3 separate regions of the Mus musculus genome follow, and all the other regions are linked to region 2. A link is a loop called in an ENCODE intact Hi-C map of the cell type or tissue named here. Cell type or tissue: heart. All regions are shown on one strand.

Evidence for each region. A loop is a pair of places that touch in the nucleus more often than their neighbours do. Peaks named below come from ENCODE experiments on the same cell type or tissue, not always from the same donor. Only the 100,000 strongest peaks of a DNase experiment are listed, where the experiment ranks them.
Region 1: it touches region 2 in a loop (19-fold over the local background); 3 of 42 quality-filtered maps call a loop at or near these places.
Region 3: it touches region 2 in a loop (8-fold over the local background); 19 of 42 quality-filtered maps call a loop at or near these places.

What each region holds. Positions count from the first base shown.
Region 1 is chr6:36,003,345-36,005,844 of GRCm38, forward strand. No RefSeq gene overlaps it. Among named protein-coding and RNA genes, the nearest start is that of Gm38790, 4.9 kb to the left of the region's middle. In heart, a CTCF peak has its summit at 1,548 (motif pointing right); no DNase peak of the experiment used is centred here.
Region 2 is chr6:36,902,757-36,905,256 of GRCm38, forward strand. The region is part of intron 28 of Dgki (diacylglycerol kinase, iota); the gene reads right to left. It overlaps Gm52857 (a long non-coding RNA gene), which reads left to right and starts at 777. Exons shown (of 3, transcript XR_003956276.1): 1 at 777-999. In heart, a CTCF peak has its summit at 1,261 (motif pointing left); no DNase peak of the experiment used is centred here; H3K27ac peaks cover 910 bases.
Region 3 is chr6:36,690,537-36,693,036 of GRCm38, forward strand. No RefSeq gene overlaps it. Among named protein-coding and RNA genes, the nearest start is that of Ptn, 120 kb to the right of the region's middle. In heart, a CTCF peak has its summit at 1,116; no DNase peak of the experiment used is centred here.

The DNA.
Region 1 (2,500 bases), 900 kb before region 2:
TCAGAGCCCACATGGTGGAAGGAGAGAACTGACTGCCACAATTTTCTTCTGGGGCCCATGTTTGTGTGTTGGGGTGTGTGTGTGTGTGTATGTGTGTGTGTTTGAGCACACATTCACTCTCCCACACATAAGTAGATAGATGGATGAATGGATATGTAGGTAGGTAGATAGATAGATAGATAGATAGATAGATAGATAGATACATAGATAGATAGATAGATAGATAGATAGATAGATAGATAGATAGATAAATAAAATGTGAGTCTTCAAAGAATAAACCATGCTTCTGAACTTTGTCCCAGCCTTCTAATTAGCCTCTCTCCCCAATTGTCACTCTGGCTTCTGGTGTTTGCTCCTCACCCTGTGTTCTCACTACTCTTGCATGTGGCATTTCCTCATGAGTACACAGTATCACTGGAGAGGATGATCTAGTCATTTACTAAGTCTCTAAGACAAATTTGTCTTCTTTTGGAAACCCTGAGTAGACTTCTAATTTCAAAAATGGGTTCAAGGTTGTGCTGAAGAGAGGAACACACACACATTGTATGGAGCAAGGCTTTCTTAAACAGCTGGCTGCTGTATGTATGCAGTTAGGCTTGTGTGTGTCTTAGGGTTTGAGAGGAGTAAAAAAATTATGCTTTAAATGAGGAAGGGCATAAGCATCTATGGCAATAACATAATACAGGACAATGAACAGGAAGTAAAATGGATAGCAAATCACTCTTATGTGGCCCCTCAAAAAATTGTATAGTAATTCATTTTTACCAAGGAGAAATAGCATCTAGAAAGAATTGTTGGTAAGGGGTGCCATCCTAAGTTTGACTAATTTTAAAATGACACTCTTGTACCTACTTCTATGGTTAACCTACTTACATCTATATTTCTATATTTACAAGATATTTTTAGAACTAGCTTTATTTTCTTATTTAGTTATCTGACTTTTTTGTTTCTCTCTCTCTCTCTCTCTCTCTCTCTCTCTCTCTCTCTCTCGTGTGTGTGTGCATTCTTGAGTCTAGGGATTTTAAAGACCCATTTTTAGTACTTCAGTTTGTTAGCAATGAGTCTGAAGTTAGATATTAAAATTTCACCTAAGAGTGTTTACTTAGAAGCTCTGAGAGTGCACTGGACAAGTGTGAAAAGTGATCGACAAGCAGAGAAATGTCATGGAATTATTTCTTTTTATCCATTCACTTACATGCTTTCTTGCTATTGTTGGTTTCAGTGTCCAATGGACTAGCAGGTTTCAGGAACCAAAATGGATAGGTACAATACAGTTTTCCTGGTATGAAGGTTGTGTGATGTAAATTGCATTTATTTAACCACTTAGCATAGTGCCTAACAGAGAGGAATCAGGACTCATTCCTAAACTCACCAAGTACCACAGTGCTCCTCATGTAATTCTCAGTGTTGGGACTCTATTCTCAAGTCTTGTGCCTTTGATACAGTATCAGATAAGATTCAGACCAGGCCACAAATGCAAGCAATGCTGAATGGGACTCTCTGACCTAGTAAAAGAAACTTGCAGCTGAAAAGCTTGTCCACTAGAGGGCAGAGCTCTTAAGTTGCAAGCTGTGATCTAGTACAGTAGGTAATGGGATTCTATCAGATGTTGTTTGTTTTGCCCATGCTTTGTTCCAAACCATAGTAACAGAGTGCGTGAAAGACATGCTTAATCCCAGGTGTGCAGAATAAAAGTTTCACTTTTCCCTTCTTAGCAAAGCATTTCTTTCCTGAGAAATGTGTTGTAAATCTTGACACCCTTAGAATATGCTGTCTGACTACTGAAGCATTTCCTTGTATCTAATATTGGTTGGAGCAGCAAGGAGAGAGGCAATGGTAGCTCTATTTCCCAACCTCATTATCTCTGTTGACCTAACATACTGGAGGTCTAGGAACCTCCCTTGCTAGAGTTGATGAAAATTAAAGCATGAAATAACAGTTCAGGGAAATTGTCCAAGGCACAGAACATCAAACTTGGAAATGATTTTAGCGTGCACAGTCTTCATTTTATTGATAATAAAATGAAGTCTGAGACCAGGAACTGACTTTTTATTAAGTACACAGCTAGTAATCTAAGACACAAACCAGGCCTAGAACCAGGTCTCATTTTTATACACCATTCCACCTTGCTCATCAACCTGAGAAATATTTGGGTGACCCTGGTTCACAAAGCCCCTCAGTGTCCTGATTAGAGAACCCTGATGAGATGCATCGTACAGATACAGTTGACTCGGCATTAATAAATACTATGGTTATACCAAATCAATTCATCTTCTATTGGATTGGATCTTACTTTTAAGAACACCTTAGAGATGCATGCTTCTTCATTGCTAGGCTTTATAAGTGGGGAATTTACAGTTGAGAAGTTATATGATCGTGTTGGTCGGCTGATGTTGATTAAGCAACCTCATCTTGATTTAGTTGAGAAACAGAGGATCAGGTATGGACTGGGGTTGTGTGTATGGGTAATAGTTTTCTGCCCTTTTAAATCTGATGATAA
Region 2 (2,500 bases):
CCTCCCCTCCCCTCGTTCCTTTCTTTCTTTTCCTGGTCACAGTCCTGAGATCTTCCTAGGCTCCCCTCATCTTTACCTCTCACTCTTTGGTAAAACACAATCTTTTTGCAATGAAGCACACCACATAGGTACACTCTGTTGCTATGGTGAATTTTTGGAAATATCTGGGCCTGGAGTATTCTGCTTGGCTATGAGACACCTAAGGGGTCTCAAATGGAAAACAATTTCTCATGGGACACTCCTTCCAGGCACATTTTCAGGGTCCTGTTTACTACTAAAGAAATGCCATCTTTGGGTTCCCACTGTTCCACTGTTAAAGGCTGCTGCTGCAGACTTAGCAGCTCCCAGTGCCTGCTGATGGGCACAGATTTCCACTTACATCAAGGAAACCCAGGTGTGCCTTAATGCACTTTGAAAGTGAACTGTAGATTCTTATTTCTAGGCAAGGGCTTTTCTCACTTAAACTTCCACCAAAGGTCTGTGTGTCTATCCCTAGAGGACTCCATTCCATGAAGTCTCATGGAGGACTTGTTGAGAAACACTGAGCCAGCCAATAGGTCCAAGGTACAACTTTGTTACCGTTACTGGGGCCCCAGAGCATCTATAATTAAGGACAAGAGGACCAAAAGTCCTTTGCTTGAGACTCTCCATCAGCTACACAAACCCGCCTTTGTTTGCTTTTGTTCCTTCTCGTTATGCTCATTTCTCTAAGACAATGAACAAAGCACAGATGTCAAAGAGCTCAGGCGAGAAAGAGACAGAGAGAGAGAGAGCAAGGATGAAAGCTACAGCAGCCACACAAAGTAGCATTGAGAGGAGAGAGACAAACACACTCTATTCATGTCCCCTTCAGGGACAGCCAGAGGGCCTCAAAGGTAACATTCACTCCCAACACAGGGAAAGGGCAGAGAGTGGGGGAGGAGCGCAGAGATGGGCATCGTCGATGAGGTGACAGTCCCAAAATGCACATCACAAACACGGGTGAGCTCTTCATTTGAGGTGAGTATCTATCCACTCAATTACCACTCCATCTTCAAAATTCTCCACGCAAGTACAGCCACGGATGACCCGTGTGAAAGCTGTGTTCGAAATATACTGTCATTTTTAAAAAATAGATTCTTGCATTTACATCTATTAATCCTTTTTAAAAGCAATTTCATCATTAGCTTGTACAATTTGCTTTTCCAGCCTGAAAACTCTTCCTAGTCAGTTTCTGGAGGCCCCTAAACACCCTTTGAATTGAAATGTTACTGCCACCTACCGTTCCTTTCCAGGAATGTAACCAAAATGAGAAAGGAGTTTCTTCCAAGCGAAAAGGGCCAGGGGGCCTTGACACAGGAGAGTAATAGATAAAGGAGGTAGAGTCAGGTTTACCTATTTATTCAGCATGGAGATCTGACTGTCACACTGCGTGTAAGCATTTGAAATCTGTGAGCAATCAGCCTTTGCAAAAGCATTTGTCAGCATGCGTCTGAAAAAGGAAACATGGAACAGGAAAGATACAACCAAAGGAGACACACACAGAGGGAGTCAGGGGTATAGCCTTTAGAAACCAGACTCATGCTTTAGCAGCACTTGGGAAGCCCTGACTCACAGCTCAGTCTGGGACACAAATCTGTTTGCATTTTGGGAATATGTGGTTTATTTTAATTTAACATGCTATTACATTTATTTGTGTTGATGAGGGATACTAAAGGCAAGCAGAGGAACCACAATAATGACAACGGGCCAGAAAAGTGCCCGCGGCTCTCTCTGAGAACAACGGAGAGTTTGCATAGCGCTGGTAAGGACTCAGACTGGTGCATCGATGAGAGATGCTTAGAACACTTCCAGACATTTACTAGGAACTTGATGTGGGACTGAGGCTAACCATCCGCGGAGAGCAAGGAAGGAAGGCCAGGCTGGGGCCCACATTCCCTTCTGCTTCCTGAATATCAGTTGCCACGTCCAGTAATGTGGTAGGAATCCTGTGGAACGGGCTCCCCAGGATTCAGCTCTGAGAAGAATAAACTGGCTCCTTCAGTGCTGGGTTCTGCTCCTATTCAGAAAGGGAGAAATGATGTTTTGGGCCCCAGTGAAAGTGTGCCCACTCTTCTGATAGCTCCAGAATGTTCTAAAGGGCTATTAATAATCATGACTAAAGAACTTGCCCCTTTAGCAGAGAGGCGGTATCAGTTGGTGGAACTAGTATCCCTTGTATGGATGGTCACTTGTTTTAGCTTTGGACACCATCCTCCCTACCCTGGATCTCTACTGCACTTATAAAACTGATGAGAGCCAAAGCCATCCTGTAACTGGATTAAAGAGGGCTGACTGTACAAAATCCCACGGCACAGAACACCTGGTACTGGCACAGGGATGTTCCCAGGGGAGACAAGACGGGCTGTGCACAGAGCCTCCCTGTTCTTGGGAACACTTTTGTTTGAATTGGCCCAACAGCACTCCAGCTTCTGCATACAGGAAGAGATGGAGATACAGCTATGTAGTTTTAAATGATACC
Region 3 (2,500 bases), 210 kb before region 2:
CAGTAACTATGTTTTCTAAGTACTTAGTCATATCATTGATTAAAATATAACAAGGGCAAGAAGAATAGAATCAACAATATTGTGTTAGAAATACCCAACATACAGAAAGAGCAACTTAACTCTAGAGTGGTTGCTTGATAACACTCAGAACAATTCAGACTATTTTTCAGTCTATCACTAACCATGAAGTAAGAGGAGCCTTTGTCTAGATGGCATGTAGAAGCCATTACACCTAACATTTCAGCCCTATATTTTTAAGGGCAATATATTTTTATGTATCATTAATCGATAAATCTATATTGCCCACAACCAATAACCACATTAACTTGGCTACAGGATCTAAAACATGGTTAATAACTCATCTTTGATGTCATCCATCTGACACCATAGCAGTGTACTTGGGGAATTTTCTCTTTTTTCTAAAATAAAAAAGCCTTGAAGACGTAATTTTGAATATTGAATGTTCTTCTCGGCACACATATTCTTACCATTTTATTAGCTTCACAATTCCAAGCACCAACATTGTGCATTTCTAATATTTTGGAACGCTGTCATTATGTTGTAAACAACATAACAGTGTTTGGGTGCCAGAGGGTAGATAAGTGTGGGATTTCCATAGAAACAGGCAGAGATTCTTAATATTGCCAAAACAATTTGGCATTTTGAAGACAATTTGTCACTTCCAAACTTCCTGATAATTGGCCTTACTGGCATGACTATTCAAAAACATTAACACAGCATCGTACACCACTTAGCTTATTTAAAAGCTAAATATGTGAAAAGGTTTAAAGGTATTTCCTGGTAAAAAACCGTGGATTTGGATATCATACTTGAGACTTCAACCTTAGTTTTAGCAAATCTCGATATGGACAAGTCCTCATCTTACATTTTATGATCTCGTTGATTCTAATCATACACATTTTCGTAACTTCAGTCTGCCTTTTACTCGGAATCACCCTTCTCTGACCCTTCCCTGGATCTTTTCCAGGTTTGTTGCACACTGCTTAGGTAGGTTGATCACATGTTCCACAGCTTTCTCCCAGGGTGGATGCATTGAGGACTCTGCCCTCCACATCTTAATCACACAAGGGGACTGCTTCACTGCAGTTCCTTGAGATTCCACAGGATGGTGGCCTTGTCTCCACAAACCAGACTTCAAGTTCTGTGCTAGGACTTTATTAGCCTCAGTTTCAAGCTTGGGTCTCAAAAGCAGCTGTCAATCTGTTAAAGCCCCTAGTAACAGCTGAGCTTCCGAACTCCAGCCAGCACCTGTGGCTGTGATATAGACACAACCAGTGAGTTGCCAGGTGCCTGCACTGAGCAGCAGAATACCCCAATTCTCTCTCTCTCTCTCTCTCTGTCTCTCTCTCTCTCTCTGTCTCTCTCTATGTCTCTGTCTCTCTCTCTCTGTCTCTGTCTCTCTCTCTCTCTCGTAGATAAAAATTTACAAGTACTTAAATAATAAATAATATCTTATTCTGCTTCTTGTCCTCTAATCTTAATAATGTACCCCCTTAAGAGCATCATTTTTCCAATAAAGGAGTCAACACGGACTCTGAGTATCCAGCGCCAGTTCCAGCATGCTCTCTATGTCAAGTGTACACCAGGTGAGATTTCAAAACTCCAACACCAAAAGATAATGTAAAAAAAAAAAAAAAGATTTATGCTTTGATGTGTATGAAATGTTTCTATTATATTAAGTTAATATATATTATTCAATATGATTTCACTGGTTATTTCTTAACAGTATTTAACAGAAATTTTGAACTTGCATATAACGTGCTTTCCTGGTTCATATAAGAGTTCTATCGTACTGAGCTTTGTGGAAGAAGACTGGATGGCGTTTATTAAGCACTGAGGCTTCGGTATTTCAATACAACATTTCCTCAGATACTCAGCTTTAGCAGGCTGGTTGTTAATCAAGCCTTCTTTGGAACTGAATGCTAGGGAAGTGGTTGAGACTTTGGTGTGACTGTGACACGGATGGACCCTGAGCAGTGCTAAAGAAGAGCTGAGCTATTTTGGCTGACCATCAGACTAACAGGTGATTAAATGATGTATGGTTCCCCTACTTCAGCTGGGTTGATTTAAAAATAATATGATAGATTGATATTTTGTACTTTTTATTTTTTATTAGATATTTTCTTTATTTACATTTCAAATGCTGTCCCGAAAGTCCCCTATACCCTCCCCCAGCCCTGCTCCCCTACCCACCCACTCCCACTTCTTGGCCCTGGTGTTTCCCCTGTACTGGGGAATATAAAGTTTGCAAGATCAAGGGGTCTCTCTTCTCAATGATGGCCGACTAGGCCATCTTCTGCTACATATGCAGCTAGAGACACCAGCTCTGGGGGTACTGGTTAGTGCATATTGTTGTTCCATCTATAGGGTTGCAGACTCCTTCATGTCCTTGGGTACTTTCTATAGCTCCTCCATTGGGGGTCCTGTGTTCCATCCAATAGATGACTGTAAGCATCCACTTCTGTATTTGCTAGGCACT